Regions from separate parts of the Homo sapiens genome. Here region 1 is linked to region 2. Evidence: read pairs that join two places in POLR2A ChIA-PET (ENCODE). Cell type or tissue: PC-9. All regions are shown on one strand. Links, peaks and the distances in the headings refer to the core of each region. The heading gives the core; the rest is flanking DNA.

Region 1 (8,652 bases), core at 406-8,405, 170 kb after region 2:
GGGAGGATTTGGAATGTTCTCAACACAAATAATAAATGCTTGATGTGATGGATATACTAATTACCCTTATTTGATCATCACTAATTGTATATATTCATGGAAATATCAACTCTGTACCCATATAGATATACAATTATTATGTGACAAATAATAAAAGATAAAAACCCACAGAGCATTAACATCTACATGTTATTTTTTAGGATAAAAATTCATACATACAGCATATTTCCAGACTGTGCTGTTTCTAACTTCTGTCTTAGTACCTGCACTAAAGCACCTTACCATTGTTAGGAAGTGAAGTGGATCCTACTAGCTGCTGACAGTATTACCTTGAGCTCTGTTCTGCTATTGTGATTCAGTAGGAAGACTTTTTATGTGTGTGATATGGAAAAGCATTTTTTTTAAAAAAGATTAAGTTTGTAATTGACATAACAGTTTCAAATGGCATGATTAACTGGATTTGCGTATATCATTAATAACTGAAAAAAAATACCACATTGCCCAGGCTTCATGTCATTCCACGTGGTGGACTTGTCTTTACACTAAAAGGATAAAAGAACATCTGTTCCTTGGCAGCTTTGGCCTCCCTGGGGCCCAATTTGGCCCTCCCTATTTGGACCAGATTCCTACCAAAATGGGATGTGGGCCCTGCATCCTCTAATTAATCTTGCTGTGTTTCTTGCTGTTTGCATGGCTACTTTTCTTCTAACCTTCACTTTGGGTCCTTGTCTCAGATGTTATGCCAAGATAAGTTGAGAGAAACTATTGGTAGGCCAGGAGAAAATGCAAAAGTCTCATGCGTTTTCTGAAACATTAAGGTTTCAGACAGTGCTAAGTAGAGTAAAAGCAGAATATTAATGCTAGTGCTCTAGAAATCTCCACTGAACCAAGCATGGCTAATATTTCACTGCCGCCATTATTGCAGTTACTTGGTCAATCATTAATGGGGAGGTTTGTTCTCTTCACAGCATGGCAATGAGTGGCTCCATCCTTCCAAAAGTGGCTCTCTCACCCAGCAGTGGGCCAAGCAGTACTTTGTGAACAGGCATGGTCTGGTTCCTCGGTGCCATTCTCATACTTCTTTTCCTACTTCTGTTCTTTCTACTTCTTTCTGCCATTTTCCTTTCTTTCACTTTCCTTCCTTTACCCACTTTCTCTTGTCACATCATCCTTTTCCACACCATGCCTCACTTACCCATAAGCCTGGCTGAAAGCTAAAATGTGAAGTCAAAGAATATGCTTTGGACTCCCTTTCTTTCTCTTTTATTCCACACCCCTCCTCACTGTTAAAAGTGCTTTCTTCACCCTCTCTCCTAACAAAGCTTCCTGGCAGGTAAAGGACTGCTGGACTCTTGGGAACACTGAGAGGTAAATAACAGTGCTGAGTTTCCCACCCAGTGGCATTTGTATTTTAACAATTGCCCTCACTGTTCCCATTTTCACCCTTGACCCTCCTCTTCATTACTTATACTTTCTACCTTTCCTTGTCTTCCTTATTCTTTCTGGTTGCTTTTGTATTACGCTTTCTCCAAACTCTTCTTACCAAGTACTTGCCTTAATACCTTCTTCTCATTTTTGCCCACAACATGCTCCTAGGTCTTCTCTACTTACAACATCACTACTTCTAGAGTCCAGGATAGCTCATTATCTCTCGAACATGTCTATCTTCTTTGACCTTCATGGCCTCCTAATATCTGTCAGCTTTTAAAAATCTGTGCATGTGCTACTCAAAGCAATCTAGATTCAATGCAATCCCTATCAAAATACCAATGACATTTTCACAGAAATATTTTAAAAATCTTAAAATTGATATGAAACACAAAAGAGCCTGAATAGCCAAAGCAATCCTGAGCAAAAATAACAGAACCAGAGGCATCACACTACCAGACTTCAAAGTGTACTACAAAGCTGTAATAACCCAAACAGCATGGTACTGGCATAAAAATAGACACATGGAAGAATGGAAAAGAATAAAGAACCTAGGAATTAATCCATGTATCTATATCCAACTAATTTTTGACAGGAACACCAAGAACATTCATGGATAAAAGGACAGTCTCTTCAATAAATGGTGCTGGGAAAACTGGATATCGATATGCAGAAGAGTGAAACGAGACCCCCTACCTATTGCCATATACAAAAACCAACTCCAAATGAATTAGAGACTTAAATGTAAGACATGAAACTACTAGAAGAAAACATAGGGGAAATGCTTCAGGATATTGGTTTGGGCAAAGATTTTATGGATAAAACCCCCAAAGCACAGCCATCAAAAGCAAAAATAAGCAAATGGGATTATCTCAAGCTAAAAAAGCTTCTGGACAGCAAAAGAAACAACTGAGTGAAAAGACAACCTACAGAATGGGAGAAAATATTTGCAAAACATTCGTCTGATGGGGGCTTAATATCCAGAATATACAAGGATCTCAAACAGCAAAAAACCAAACCTGATTAAAAAATAGGCCAATAGATACATGAAAAGGATGTTCAGTATCACCAATCACCAGGGAAATGCAAATGAAAACCACGATAAGGTATCTCACCCCAGTTAGGATGGCTATTATCAAAATTGACAAAAAGACGACAAATGTTGGAGAGGATGCAGAGGAAAAGGGAAGTCTTATTTACTGTTGATGGGACTCTGACCCCATTCTCTTTGCTAAACTAGCACAACCACTATGAAGAACAGTATAGAGGTTTCTTTAAAAACTACAAATAGAACTACCACATGATCCAGCAATCCCCACTGCTGGGCATTTATCCAAAGGAAAGGAAATCAGTGTATCAAAGAGATATCTGCACCCCAATGTTTATTTTAGCACTATTCACAATAGCCAAGATATGGAATCATCCTCGGTGCCCAAAAAGAGATGAATAGTTAAAGATAATATTGTATATCCACAATAGAGTACTATTCACCCATATAAAAGAATGAAATCTTGTCATTCATGGCATTATGGATGGAACCAGAGGACATTATATTTAGTGAAATAAGCTAGGAACAGAAAGTTAAACATCACATGCTCTCACTCATATGCAGGAGCTAAAAAAGTTAATCTCAGGGCGGGCGCAGTGGCTCATACCTGTAATCCCAGCATTTTGGGAGGCCTAGGCAGATGGATCACTTGAGGTCAGGAGTTCGAGACCAGCCTGGCCAACGTGGTGAAACCCAATCTCTACTAAAAATACAAAATTAGCCAGGCATGGTGGCACGTGCCTGTAATCCCAGCTACTCGGGAGGCTGAGGCAAGAGAATCACTTGAACCTGGGAGGTGGAGGTTGCAGTGAGCTGAGATCGCCACTGCACTCCAGCCTGGGTGACAGAGCAAGCCTCCGCCTCAAAAAACAAAGTTAATCTCACCGAAGTACAAAGTAGAACAGAGAGAGGAATCTAGAGGCTGGAAAGGACTGGGGGGAGGGGAGGAGATAGGGAGAGATTTGTTAAAAGATACAAAATTACAGCAAGATAGGAGGAAGAAGTTCTAGGATTCTATATCATTGTAAGATGACTGTAGTTAACAGTAATATATACCTTCAAATACCTAGAAGAAAATGGAATGTTCCCAACACAAAGAAATGATAAATGTTTGAGATAATGCATATGATAATTACCCTGATCTGCTCACTATACATTATATATGTCAAAACATCACTACGTACCCCATAAATATGTAAAATTCGTATATGTCAATTAAAAAAAAGGAATGAAAAATCTTTGCTTGGCTAAAAGAAACAGGAGTATTTATTTATTTGTAGCTTGTTTTCCAGCTACTTAGAACTCCCAGTCATCATCACCAACAAACTGATGTGATTGCAGTAGAATGATATGAATGCAAATACTTAAAGAGCAAGATAATCTAAGGAAACAAGAGTTACATCAGTTAGGGTCTTTGGTTGTGAAAAAAGAGACACACTCTGACTAACACAGGGGAAAGGAGTTTATTAAAAGGATCTGCAGGACTCAATGGAAATGCTAAAGACTGGAGTCCTAGATGGGCCAAGAACAGGGGCAGCTTTGGGTGTCAGGACAGCGGGAACTTAGGCACATGCTCCTTGGGGCACTGCAGCCTGATAAAAATACTGTCAGTATTCCCCCCAATATCTGATCCCTTCTGCTCAAGATACAAATTTCAATGAGAGAATACAATGAGCCAAGCTTGGCTCACAGGCCCACCCTTCCACTGGTGAGAGGGGGCTTGCTTGGGGTTGTCTAGTCCTGGGCCCACTGAAGGGGAGCCCAAGCAGTAGATATCCAAGAGCAGAGGGGAGTTCCCCAAAGCAAAATCAGGGCGCTATGACCAAAAGGAGAGATGATGGATGCTGAGGGGCCAAAACCCAAAGTGGCCACCAGAGTTAAGAAATAAGTAGATTCCAGTGAGGACGAAGAAGATTCAAACTACGTCCATTTTAATCATTTTGCTGAGGTTTGTTGAGAGCATTGCTCCTCCTTTTCTAAAAATAGCCGGCCAGGTGCGGTGGCTCACGCTTGTAATCCCAGCACTCTGGGAGGCAGAGGTGGGCGGATCACGAGGTCAGGAGATCGAGACCATCCTGGCTAACACGGTGAAACCCCTCTCTACTAAAAATACAAAAAAATTAGCCAGGCGTGGTGGCGGGCATCTGTAGTCCCAGCTACTCCGGAAGCTGAGGCAGGAGAATGGCGTGAACCCAGGAGGTGGAACTTGCAGTGAGCCGAGATTGTACCACTGCACTCCAGCCTGGGCAACAGAGCAAGACTCTGCTGTCTCAAAAAAAAAAAAAAAAAAAAAAAAAGCCAAGATGCTAGGTTTAGTGTTCAAGGCCAGGCTACTGAAGAGGAAGAATTGGATAAGAATAGCAAACATGGTATAGCCCTATGAGTCCGGAGATGCTAAGTGTTTTTCACATATTAACTAATTTAATCCCAGCAGGAACCCAAAGAGGTAGGCATTCTACTCAATTTCATTTTACAGAGGAGAAAACAGGCATAGTGAAATTAATCCACTCCCTTAAGACTGCACAGGTGTTACCATATGCAGCCGAGTAAGTATTCAAACCCAGGCAATGTGGGGCAGTCTGGCTCTGATCCACCACACCTCTGGACCTTTACATAACAAAATACTCAATGACAAACATTTCAAAGAAAATGTGGGGCTCTGTTCATCTCTCCTATGCTGGAGAGAGGGATCCACAGGGAGAGGGACATTTTTAATGATAGTTTAATCCCTGCTGCATGGACTGAACTTGGGGGTTTCATCAGTAAACACCTGTTCCCATTCAAATGTAACACACTGAGACAGAAATCACTGGCACGCGAAGACACATGCTCACATCCTGGGAAGCCGGCTACGTGGTTGTATTTCCTAAGGGCAGTTATTCGAAAGTACTGTTGTTTTATTTTTAGTTTCCTTCAGAGTCTACCCCAGAGCACATCTCTTCACTGTCTCTCCCAGACACTCCTCTGCTTTTTCAAAAGGAGAAACACTGAACCTTCTCTCCTCCACACTAAAAGGCCTTTGTCCGAAACCACACATGTCGATTTTAAACAGAAAATAATATTAAAGCACAGTGCTTCCTTTATGTGCCTCATGCAGCTTTCTGAGTTCCTGTGTCCCTAGATTTATGATGTGCTCCACACTTTCCACCTTCTCAGTGCTGTTTTCCCACATTTGAAGGAGAAATGATCTAGAGATTTGTGCTGGAGTAAATTTATTCTGTCTTGAGCTGGGTGAAGTTTCCAAACTCACCACAGCATGGAAAATATAAATGCTGTAAGCATCATGCCTCCTTCCTAGATGCTGCAGACAGGGAGACACCAGGCCCGGAGCAGAAATTAATGTTGTATTCTTGTGATGACTTGCTGCTCAGAGACATTTGGCTCCTCTGAATTGAGTGACAGAAACCTGACCTGATTTCATCATCTAACACTTGGTTTCCCACTGGGGAGAAGAATCTCCTATGCCCTGTCCCCGCTATTTCAGCACTCTCTCTTTCCTTAAGGATGAGAGAACTATGACTTTGGGTGGCTGAACACTGAGCTGGAGAATTGTTCCTGATCTTAGGAGAGAACACTAGAGTCAACAGCAGAAGAGTATGTAAGGTGAAGTTTATTTTCACCTTTCAAGAAAGTAAACCATTGACTTCCAGTCATAATTCTGAAGGCGTATGTCCTTCTACTGAAGAACATGAAGCTTAGGCTCAGGGAGCAGAAGCTCAGAAATAGTAGCTTGCTGCATGGGATTTCCTCCCAGTTGTGTCGGGACACCTCAGCCTTGGTTCCTGTTTCCTTCTGTATGTGATATAACTGTCCACCTGCTCCTGTCATGCCAGGAGTCCCCTTATCCAGTGGAGCTGGCCCCTCAGGGACCAGAGAAGGTCTGTCACAGGGTTGGATGGGGCATTATTAGTGGATGAATCAACCTTCATCACAGTGGGTGAGGGTAACAGCCACCTCCTCCTTGATGGTCGGAGCCAGACAACCTCCACCATAAAGCATCTTGAATATATGCATTCGGCTCGGTAAGATGGTCTCAGTTTCTAAGTCCTTCATGCTTTGCTGCTTTCCTTCTCACCCCTCTTTTATTACAAACAAATCACCCATTCTATAGTTTCTTCTAGTGTCCTAACAGGAATGACAGCAGGGAGAGGGTAGCCCGGAGCCTGCCTTTTTGGGATCTGCTGCGTGAGACTGAGAATACTTTTCATCAGCAAGCGGAGGCCTTTTGTTGCCTCTGTGACCTGGGCCCTGCTTCTCCCTGCCACACTCTTATCTCCAGTCAGCCTGGCTTCCTTGCTATTTCTGGGCCCCCTGCACACTCTTCCCACCTCAGCATCTTTGCTCTGGCCATTCCCACTGCAGAGAATGCTCTTGCCTCAGATGTCTGGTTGGCTAATATCCTCACCCTCTTTAAGTCTTTGATCACTTTCTCAATGAGGCCTACTGGGAGCATCCTATTTAATCCAGCAACAAATCTGCCCTGTCCTCCCCACTTCCAATCCCCTTGCCCCACTCTGGGTCTTTGTTCCATAACACTTACCCCTTCTAACTGCCACGGCACCTACTCATTTATTGTGCTTAACACATGTTTATGATGTTTCCTCCCATTAGATCAAAAGCTCATGGAGGCAGGGATCTTTCTCTGGTTTGCTTAGTGATGCATCCCAAGTTCCTAGAACAGTGGCTGGCACAGTCACTCAAAATATTTGTAGGAACTCAAACTCTTTGAATGAAAGACGATTACGGTCAGTCAGAGCTTACCAGTGTGCCATAAGCCTCTGATGGGCCACAAATGGGTAACAGATGTGCTGAGATATTGACACCCTCAGCTCTTGAGGTGTCTGGCCAGGGTCTGGGGAAACTGAACGCCTTGAAAATTATGTCCTGCTGCGAGTAGCCTTCTATATTTACTCCAATATACTTCATAATATTGCCATTTTCTAGGTGTTTCAGGACATTAAAAGGTTTGGGAAGCACTTCTCTACAGCTAAGCTGTGTCCTGGCATGGAGTATATAGTGCACTTTTTACTCTGTTAGGTGGAATGCCTGTGTTGCTTTTTGGAAGTGCTCATATATCTTAATATTAGTATTTCCCAATTTCAATCAAGCATTAGTTCAGTGACAATTTCTGTTGTTCGTCAATGAAATGTTCTTTTTAAACATATGATTTTATGCCATGAGTTACATATTTTAAAACATCAAGAATCTATGTTAAATGAATCAAAGAATTAGTAAATTTGTATCAAGAGAGTGAATAAAAGTCACATTTAAAACATTGAAATTATCGATGGTGATTGTGGAGGTGGTGGTGATGAAGTCTGGAGGCCTGAAAGATGGTGCCAATGGATTTTGTCCTAAATTCTTATGCCTGGTTGCTCTAAAATGACAGTTCCTTTAAGAGGAAGGAAGGGGAGGAGAGACGATGGGAAGGCTTTCCCTAGAAAGACCTCAAGGTCTGGGGATCTGCTTCCCCTGCCTTTTTTTTCTTTTAACCACAACAAAAACTCTTAGCATCACCTTTAGGCTAATCCTAAGTATAATAAGAAAGGTCATGACGCTAGATTTCTTACAAAATATCACTGCAGGGCATATGTAAGATCTTGGCTGCTTGGTGAGTAGGTATTAAACCAGAGCTATCAAGGACTGAGAGGCAATGAGTCAGAGATTGAGAATCAAGACTAGAAGAGCCAGGGGAAGCCTGGGAGGAAAGCTCAGGGCCAGACAAGGCACTTGGCTGGATTTGGAAGTGCCCAGAATTTGGCAAGCATGATAGAACTTGGAGCCAGGACTTAGGCAGAAGCCAGGAAACTCTGGGTTCATGAGGTGAAGGCTAAATGGAGTGGGGAGAGAGGGTCAGGAACAAGACAGCAGGAACCAGCAGCAGGGATGTCTTGAAACCAAGACAAGTACCTCAGCCAAGAAGCCTCATATGTGCCTCTTGCCAAGGCAAAATGCAGCACCTGAAACAGTGTGCCAGGGCCTGCAGGTGGGAACAGGGTAAAGAGGCTGACATGGCTTAATGACCAGGGTGGAGCTAGAGCCAAGAGAAGGTTCTGGCAGCCAGCCTCCCTCTCTGGGAAGGTGATTACTTCCTTCCCCTCTTTCTAGATCCTATGCAGCACTTTTGACCTAGAAACTCTGGAGCAAACAGACCAGGATGCCAAACATGAAGATAT
Region 2 (8,652 bases), core at 571-8,570:
AATTTACCATTTCATTTTTAATTCTTCTCTACTTCTTCATTTCTTATGTATCTTTCAAGACTTCGACCTGCTTTGAGGCTGTTACTCTTTGTCTGACTTCTGCTTTGTATAGATATTAAGTTATTATGTCTTATTTTAATTTCTATGCTGGTCACTAGAACACCTGACTGCAGTTAGTTGTCTTAGTCATGGATTGTTCCATGTATGTTTTGTTTTTCTAACTTTAGGGCCTCATTAGCAGGGATCTGACCTATTGTAGTTTGTACTTCAAACTATCTAGGTCAGTGCTAGGTAAGAATACTAAATGTTTCATAGCAGCTATTGAGGCTGGGCGCGGTGGCTCACACCTGTAATCCCAGCAGTTTGGGAGGCCGAGGCAGGCGGATCACTTGAGGCCTGGAGTTGGAGACCAGCCTGGCCAACACAGCAAAACCTCATCTCTACTAAAAATACAAAAAAAAAATTAGGAAGTATTTTAAAAAGTATTTGAATTTTACATTACTTTGTAAGTTCTCCACAAATACTTGCTTCTGTGAGTTCAGTTCATGATGCAAATTTACAGTTGACAATGTTAATAGAATCTATATTCTAAAAAAAACTGGCTCTTCCTGGCAAGACGCATCTCTTTAACATGAAGCGTATGTTTTTATTTAGCACTTTTTGCATAAACTTACTGATGTTACAGTGTTTGTTAAACAACTAACTACACACATGCATTGAACTCCCATGAGTCCGAGCATTAGTGGTTGGCCAGTAATGGTAAAGTGTAACTACGTGCCACAGTTTTACTTGATTTCAGACAAATACATCTGGCCTTTGTTCTAAAAAGTGGACCTGTGATGTTGCTCTGAGAGTTAACTGGGTCTCTGTCTCTGACTTTGTTTTTTTTAACTCTGTGCTGCTTCAATGATCACCTTGCATTAACATAAAAAGGACACGAAAAAAGGGGTAAATTAGTTGTTCCATCTCTCCCCCACAACACACAGTGAGGCGGGGTCTCACTCTTTCGCCCAGACTGGAGTGCAGTGGCGTGATCTCGGCTCACTGCAGACTCTGCCTCCCAGGCTCAAGTGATCCTCCCGCCTCAGCCTCCCAAGTAGGACTACAGGTGTGCCACCACACCCCCAGCATGTTCCATCTTTTAAAAGTGCTTCAAAATACTTTGTCTTTTTTCTTTTTTTTAACACAAAGCATTTAGTGCAGCCATCCCTTTTAAATTAGGGCTAACTTTGAAGGTGAAGAATCAAACAGCTTATCTTATTATAGCCTTTTCATTTTATACACTGAGAAATTAAGATTTAGAGGAAAGGTCAGGTACTTTGCCCAAGGTTACAGAGCTTTTTAGTGGAGGAACTCAGACCTGAACTGCAGCTTCAGTGTATCATATTCTTTCCATGCTATCATATTATTTAGTTTTATTCAACTTTGACTTTCAAAATGTTATGAAATAAGAGATGAAATCAAATCTGACTTTAACTGCTAGTTTACTCTCCTTTCAAAATGAACAACTGACTAATTGAAAATTCATCTATCTCCATAACCTGTTTTCAGCTGGGGGTTGTATCAGTGCCACCTGGGAAGCTTTTTTTTTTTAAATTATACTTTAAGTTTTAGGGTACATGTGCACAACATGCAGGTTAGTTACATATTTATACATGTGCCATGTTGGTGTGCTGCACCCATTAACTCGTCATTTAACATTAGGTATATCTCCTAATGCTATCCCTTCCCCCTGCCCCCCACAACAGGCCCCAGTGTGTGATGTTCCCTTTCCTGTGTCCCTGTGTTCTCATTGTTCAATTCCCACCTATGAGTGAGAACATGCAGTGTTTGGTTTTTTGTCCTTGCAATAGTTTGCTGAGAATGATGGTTTCCAGCTTCATCCATGTCCCTACAAAGGACATGAACTCATCATTTTTTATGGCTGCATAGTATTCCGTGGTGTATATGTGCCACATTTTCTTAATGCAGTCTATCATTGTTGGACATTTGGCTTGGTTCCAAGTCTTTGCTATTGTGAATAGTGCCACAGTAAACATATGTGTGCATGTGTCTTTATAGCAGCATGATTTATGTGGAAGCTTTTAAAACTACAGATGCTTAGGCCCTGCAGAATCAGAATCTCTAGCTGTGAGACCCAGGTTTTGATAGTTTTAAAAGCTCCACAGGTGATTCTGGTGCTGAGCTCTGATTGTGAATAATTTCTCCAGTCTTTGAGTGTTGTAAATAAGGAAATTGATTAGGTTGGCTTGTCTTTTTTAAGACAGTTTTTGTACATGTAAGTTTGAGTATCCCTAATTTGAAAATCTGGTATCTGAAATGCTCCAAAATCTGCAACTTTTGAGCACTGACATGATGCTCAAAAGAGCGTTTCACATTTCAGATTTGGAATGCTCAACCAGTCAGTATAATGCAGATATTCTAAAATCCTTTAAAATATCGAAATCTGAAACACTTCTGATCCTAAGCATTTTGGATAAGGGATACTCAACCTATATCTAATATCAGAGCTTGAGGGTAAGGGGTGGTAATTAGAATGAAAGGGGCAGGCAAGGAAATGGAGGGATTTTTCTGTTGTCCATAAATAGGAATTTAGACTTGATGTGATAGACAATAGGCAGTGTTCTAGATCCCTGAGTGGGATGGTGCTACACAGAAGGTGACAAGCTCATACCTTTTTGCCTTCAGGCAGGACTTCATTTTATTATATACTTAAAAGACCTTTAAGAAAAACTCAGGTTCTCCTTCCCCACCCAGTGGCTGAAGTAATAAATTTGAGAGTTACAGTTTTCTTCCCTCTCTCCTGATACCAAATAAGTTACCAAGTCTTTCGGTTTTCGCTTTTAAATATCAGTTAAAGCTGTTTCCCCCTTTTTATCCCTACCGCTACAGTCTAGTATAAGTTTTCATCATCATTTACCTGAAAACTACAATAGGCTTCTAATTGATTTCCCTGTCTCATCTACCTTCTATATTACTGTTAGAGTAATTGTTCAAAAAAACAAGTCTCTTGTACCATATTCCTTTACAAAATCCTTCAGTGGTTTCCCATTACTTAGGATAAAGTCTGAACTCCTTAGCATGACATTCACAGCAATTTGCCACCTCATTACCAGCACTCAGGAAATATACATTATATAGCCTGTACTTTAGCCATAATGAACATAATATGTTCTTTCATAACTTTGCATATGTTATTCTCTTTGCGTATAATTCTTTTTTCAAATTGATCAGCCTTGCAAATTCATATGAATCTTTTAATACACCTCAGTTGTAACATCTCTGTTTCCTGCCCATCTGTTTTCCCTCCTCTAGTTAACATTCCTTTTATTACATATAATTGCCTGTATACGTGTCTGCTCACCCCATTAGACTGTGAGATCACTGAGGACAAGGAGTATATATTCATTCATCTTTATATTGCATTCAGTAAATTTGCATTCAGTAAATGTTTTTTAAAACTTAATTGAATTCTTTGACATAGTTAAAAATTTAGCTTTGGTAGCTGAAAGAATTGACAGTAATTCTTTTTTCACTTTTTATGAATATTTGCCTCTTCGTATTTTTTATGATTTTCAAATTGCTTGGGATTTTAAAAAATGGTTAAACTGTTTTCTCTCATACAGCACAAGGCCTTACTTGTAATCATGAGTAGTGGAATATTACTATGATTCATGTCCTAGGCAAAGAGAGTTGTAAATAAGAAGGTAGGAGGTGACAGGCTTGTGTGTTCAGTGGAGCAGATATTTCTTTGCCTTCTGTTACAACAGAATACATTGACCCTTGCATGAATTAGCTATTATGTTTTTCTTTGTATTACATTCATACAAGGAAAAAAAAAGAGGTTCAAGTTATGTTATTATATTTTTTGTTACTCCTTTTATCATGCCTCGAGGTTCCTTAGAACATGTTGTTCTAACACTAACGAGCAGTGTGGTTTTGGGCAAATTATTCAGTTGCTCTGGGCTTCAGCTGCCTGATCTGTAAAACAGGTGATAATAGTACTAACTCACTCCTAGGTTTGTTGTGAGAATTAAATGAGTTAATACCTGTAAGGCACTTAGAATAGTGCCTGGCATGTAGTGAGTGTTCCAACAGTTTTTCAGCCTCAGCCCATGCCACTTCCTTCTCATTGGCCTTCATTCATTTCCTCGATTGTGTTAAGCCCTTTCCGGCTTCAAGGCCTTTGTGGATGCTTCTCCTCTACGGGGATCACAATATTCATCTGACTGGCTCACAGTCAACTTCAAGTCTCTCATTAGACTGAATGTTCCCAGAGAACACTATGCCTGGCAGAATAGTTGTGCAATAAATATTTATTGAATGAATAAGTAAATGAATAATGGAGCCAACTGGAAAAGAGAACAGGATCACATGGAATGGAAAATTGCTTCTTCAGGGGTTGGGGGTCAGGGCAGATTCTCATTGCAGGCAGGAAGAAAAAGAAAAGTGGTGTGTGTGTGTGTGTGTGTGTGTGTGTGTGTGATCCATATTTATAAATTAAATGGTGAAATTGTAAATATTTAATGGTCAAAGCATTAAAATAGGAGTCGACAAATTAATTGAATTCTTTGCCTAAGTGATGATCAGTTTGAGCTTAAAATGGTATTTTTAATTGCCCCCAGTAATTTGAATATGCTGTTGTTTGTGCTTTAAAATTAATATATTCCAACTACACTTCAATAAAATAAATTTTTTTTGTGTGACAAGGTCTGGCCCTGTCACCCAGGCTGGAGTGCAGTGGTGTAATCTCGGCTCACAGCAACCTCAGCCTCTTGGGCTCAAGCAATCCTCCCACCTTAGCCTTCTGGCTACAAAAAAAAACTGAAACAGCTAATGACTTCAATGCTGGGTGTGGTTTTAGGAGCTAAAATGTTGATAGTAGGAGCCAGGCATGGTGGTACCCGTCTCTAATTCCACCTACTTGAGAGGTGAGGTGGGAGAATCACTTGAGCCCAGGAGTTCAAGGCCAGCATGGGCAACATAGTGAGACTCCACCTCTTTGAAAAGGAATTGATAGTGAACTATAAGTCAGGGCACAAAATTGTAAATAAAATGTAATCATAGCAGGGTTTTAAAAAACGGATTTAAGATGTACACCAAGTGTTACCAGTGTTAATGGGCCATCTTTGGGTAACAGAATTATGGATGATTTTTTTTTTCTTCTACTTTTTAGTAATTTCCATCTTTTCTATGAAGATGTATTTAAAATTGCAACCTGCTGATACTATATCAGAATTCAATTCTGGATTATTATTCCATTAGTATTAACCTCCTATTTTTAATATGACACTGAACTTTCGCTAAAAGACCAGGAAGTTAAAAGTGTTAAGGAAACTTACCAAAAAAAAAGCCATTTTAAGTCACATATACATAAACATTTCAAAATTGTTATTTTTAATTAAACATCTTGGAAAGATACTGCTTATTTGCAAATAGTATGGAGTCAGTGACAAAGAAATAAAGACCTCTTGTTTCTGTATATTTTATCTAATTTTGTAAATATCACTATATGATTTTGTGAGTGGGAATAATATAGTGAAACATTTGGACAGTTGTGTATTTACATTTACCTTCGAAGTTTTAGTTTACTGCTTCATAGTGGTGGTGGAATACATGTCATGTACATTTTGAAGCCATTCTGCAGGTTTGTGGAACCCCTTACTCCCAATGCTTCGCCTCAAATCCTTGGCATAGGTACATAGGTTTTAGAGGTGGGGAAATGTGGGTTTGAAACCCACTCCTCTTTGAAGTTGTATTATTAACAACAACATTTATGTAATGTTTACTATGAGCCAGGTCCTCTAAGTACATGGATATTCCTTACCTCTTTTAATCTTCAGAACAGCCCTGTGAAGTCGGTTCTTACAGAGATACAAGTTCAAGGAACTCACCTATTACAATAATAAATGATGAAAGTTAGGATTTAAACTTAGGTCTGGGAAATACCAAAGCTCATGGTAAATACCATCTTATACAAACTTCCTGGATGACCTTGAGCAAAACTTAGCTGCCTCAGCCCTGCATCTGTAATTTAGAAACCCAAAAAGCTTTAGAAATTGTTAGTCTTTCCGTAACTTATTTGGTGACAAACATGTGACCTGAATAGATGAGAGGCTATTTATATTTTGTTCATTCCATTTAGTGTAAATATTCATGTATGTTGCATTAAAAATTATGTGTTGGATTAGGTGATGCTGCTATAGGCCCCTCTCTAGAGGTGTTAAAAAATATATATGCACCATAATTCACTTTCTAAAATACAAAAATTTCTGAAATCTGAAATCCCCCAATAGATTGTGGACCTTTGTTTAACTTCCATAATACTCAGTTTTCTTATCTATGTAATTCTTAAAATCTATCCCAGTAAATCTTAACAACAATTGTATGTAATAATATACATAAGCATTTGAGATACCTGATATATAATTAAGTATTCAATTTGTTGGGATTGTTACTGTCATTATCTTGGAATTCTTATTCAGCTGTGCAGAGTTTGGATCCTAAAGCTAGACCATATAGAAAATGTGAATTGGCTGGGCACAGTGGCTCACACCTGTAATCCTAACATTTTGGGAGGCCAAGGCAGGTGGATCACTTGAGCCCAGGAGTTTGAGAACAGCCTGGGCAACATGGCAAAACCCCGTCTCTACAAAAAAAATGCAAACATTAGCAGGGCATGGTGGTACTCTCTGGTAGTCCCAGCTACTCCGGAGGCTGAGGCAAGGGGATTGCATGAGCTTAGGAAGTTGAGGCTGCAGTAAGCCAAGATAGTGCCACTGTGCTCCAGCCTAAGTGACAGAGGGAGACCCTGTTTCAAAAAAGAAAAAAGAAGGCCAGGTGCAGTGGCTCATGCCTGTAATCCCAGCACTTTGGGAGGCCGAGACTGGCAGATCACCTGAGGTCAGGAGTTCAAGAGCAGCCTGGCCAACATGGTGAAATCCCATCTCTACTAAAAATACAAAAATTAGCTGGGCGTGGTAGTTGGCGCCTGTAATCCCAGCTACTTGGGGGGCTGAGGCGGGAGAATTGCTTGAACCCAGGAGGCGGAGGTTGCAGTGAGACGAGATCATGGCACTGCACTTCAGCCTGGGTGACAGAGTGAGACTCCATCTCAAAAAAAAAAAAAAAAAAAAAAAAGAAAAGAAAAGAAAAAGGAAAAGAAAAAAGAAAATGTGAATTTTGTTTAGTTTGCAACTGAGGCTGAACACTGCATTGTTTTCAGTACAGGATAGGAAGCCAGGCCTTTTACAGAATGTAGTTTGTTTTCCTTACTAATGACTTTAAACCATAGTGATTTTCTTCTATAAATATACATTATTCCATAGTGCAGGGATTCCTGTCCTTTTTGTCAGATCCCGGGGTCTGGGTCCAGCCCATGCTGAAGTCCGAGGGGCGTGGGTGGATGAGCAGAAAGAACACCTGGGGGGCTGTAGGCAGGTGAAAGATAGTTTTATTCAGCAGCAGCTCAAATTAACAGCTTTCTTACACTAGCTCTCTTATGAACAGCTTTTCTTACACTGTCCACCTTTATCTCGGCGGTTTGCTCCGGCTGTGTGGCTCCCGCGACCCCCATGCCTGCGGCTTCCCAGAAGGCTCTCCCCTGCCTTCAGGGTCAGCAGCTTAACCCTTTATCTGGGCATGTGCAAGCCGAGCTGTGTCCTGGCTCCCTCCTGTCCAGACGGACAGCTTTGGCTGTCTCTCTTTCTCTGGGCACCAGTGCCTGCACAAGAGCCATGTTGAGCCAGGCTGCGCCCCAAGAGCGCCTGTACAACGGTAGCAGGGCAATTATACCTTTTACAGACAACAGTGGCTCAGAGCCAAGGATGTACTTACACAAACAGGTTATATAACAAGTGGGGGTGTGCGCCTGCACGCCAAACTCGCTGAGTCATGCAGGCCTGGATATCCACCTTGGCCTACCTCCATGTACCTTTTCATGTGATTACACACTTAGAAAATTATTTACTGGCCAGGTGCGGTGGCTTACACCCTGTAATCCCAGCACCTTGAGAGGCTGGGGCAGGAGGATTGCTCTAGGCCAGGAGTTTAAGACCAGCCTTAGGCAACATAGCAAGACCCTGTCTCTACAAAAAAAAAAATAAAATAAAATTAGCTGGGCATGATAGCGTGCACCTTAGTCATAGTCCAGCTAATCAGGAGGCTGAGGCAGGAGGGTCCTTTGAGCACAGGAGTTGAGCCTGGCGGTAGGTAAGCTTTGATCACACCTGAGATGAATGAAGGAGGAGGGTGCTTCATTCTGCTGCCAGTATTCGAGGCTCACCTGGCTGCAAGGGCTGAGGGAATCAATATCTTGGCATACCTGTAATACATCTTGGCAAACCAGTGTATAATTATATACACCAAATGTAAGGGGAAGAGACATGAAATGTGGGAATTATTAGTGGATTTACTTTGATTAATTCCTCTGCGTAAGCATCTATTTTGAAGCCGTTAAGAAAATTCAGATAAAACATGTGAAACTTAAAAATACTAAATAGTTAAGTCTCTTAATTGCCTGTCTTCTAGCAGTCAGGCAGTTGAGTCAGGAATGAGATGGAGTGACCGTTTTACTTAACGCTTTATAAAATGTATTTGTCGGTTTTTTAGATTAAGTATATTTTACCCTGTAAGTTTGAATTGTGAAAAAAC

What was found. Peaks named below come from ENCODE experiments on the same cell type or tissue, not always from the same donor. Only the 100,000 strongest peaks of a DNase experiment are listed, where the experiment ranks them.
Region 1: POLR2A ChIA-PET joins it to region 2 with 5 read pairs; 4 of 35 experiments call an interaction of 5 or more read pairs at or near these places.

Annotation. Positions count from the first base shown.
Region 1 is chr12:27,914,574-27,923,225 of GRCh38, forward strand. No RefSeq gene overlaps it. Among named protein-coding and RNA genes, the nearest start is that of PTHLH, 54 kb to the right of the region's middle. In PC-9, for the core only: no CTCF peak of the experiment used is centred there; a DNase peak (open chromatin) is centred at 8,068.
Region 2 is chr12:27,743,987-27,752,638 of GRCh38, forward strand. All of the region lies in intron 7 of MRPS35 (mitochondrial ribosomal protein S35), which reads left to right. Among named protein-coding and RNA genes, the nearest start is that of KLHL42, 32 kb to the right of the region's middle. RefSeq lists an enhancer at 7,134-7,908. In PC-9, for the core only: no CTCF peak of the experiment used is centred there; DNase peaks (open chromatin) are centred at 3,705 and 4,295; H3K27ac peaks cover 4,269 bases.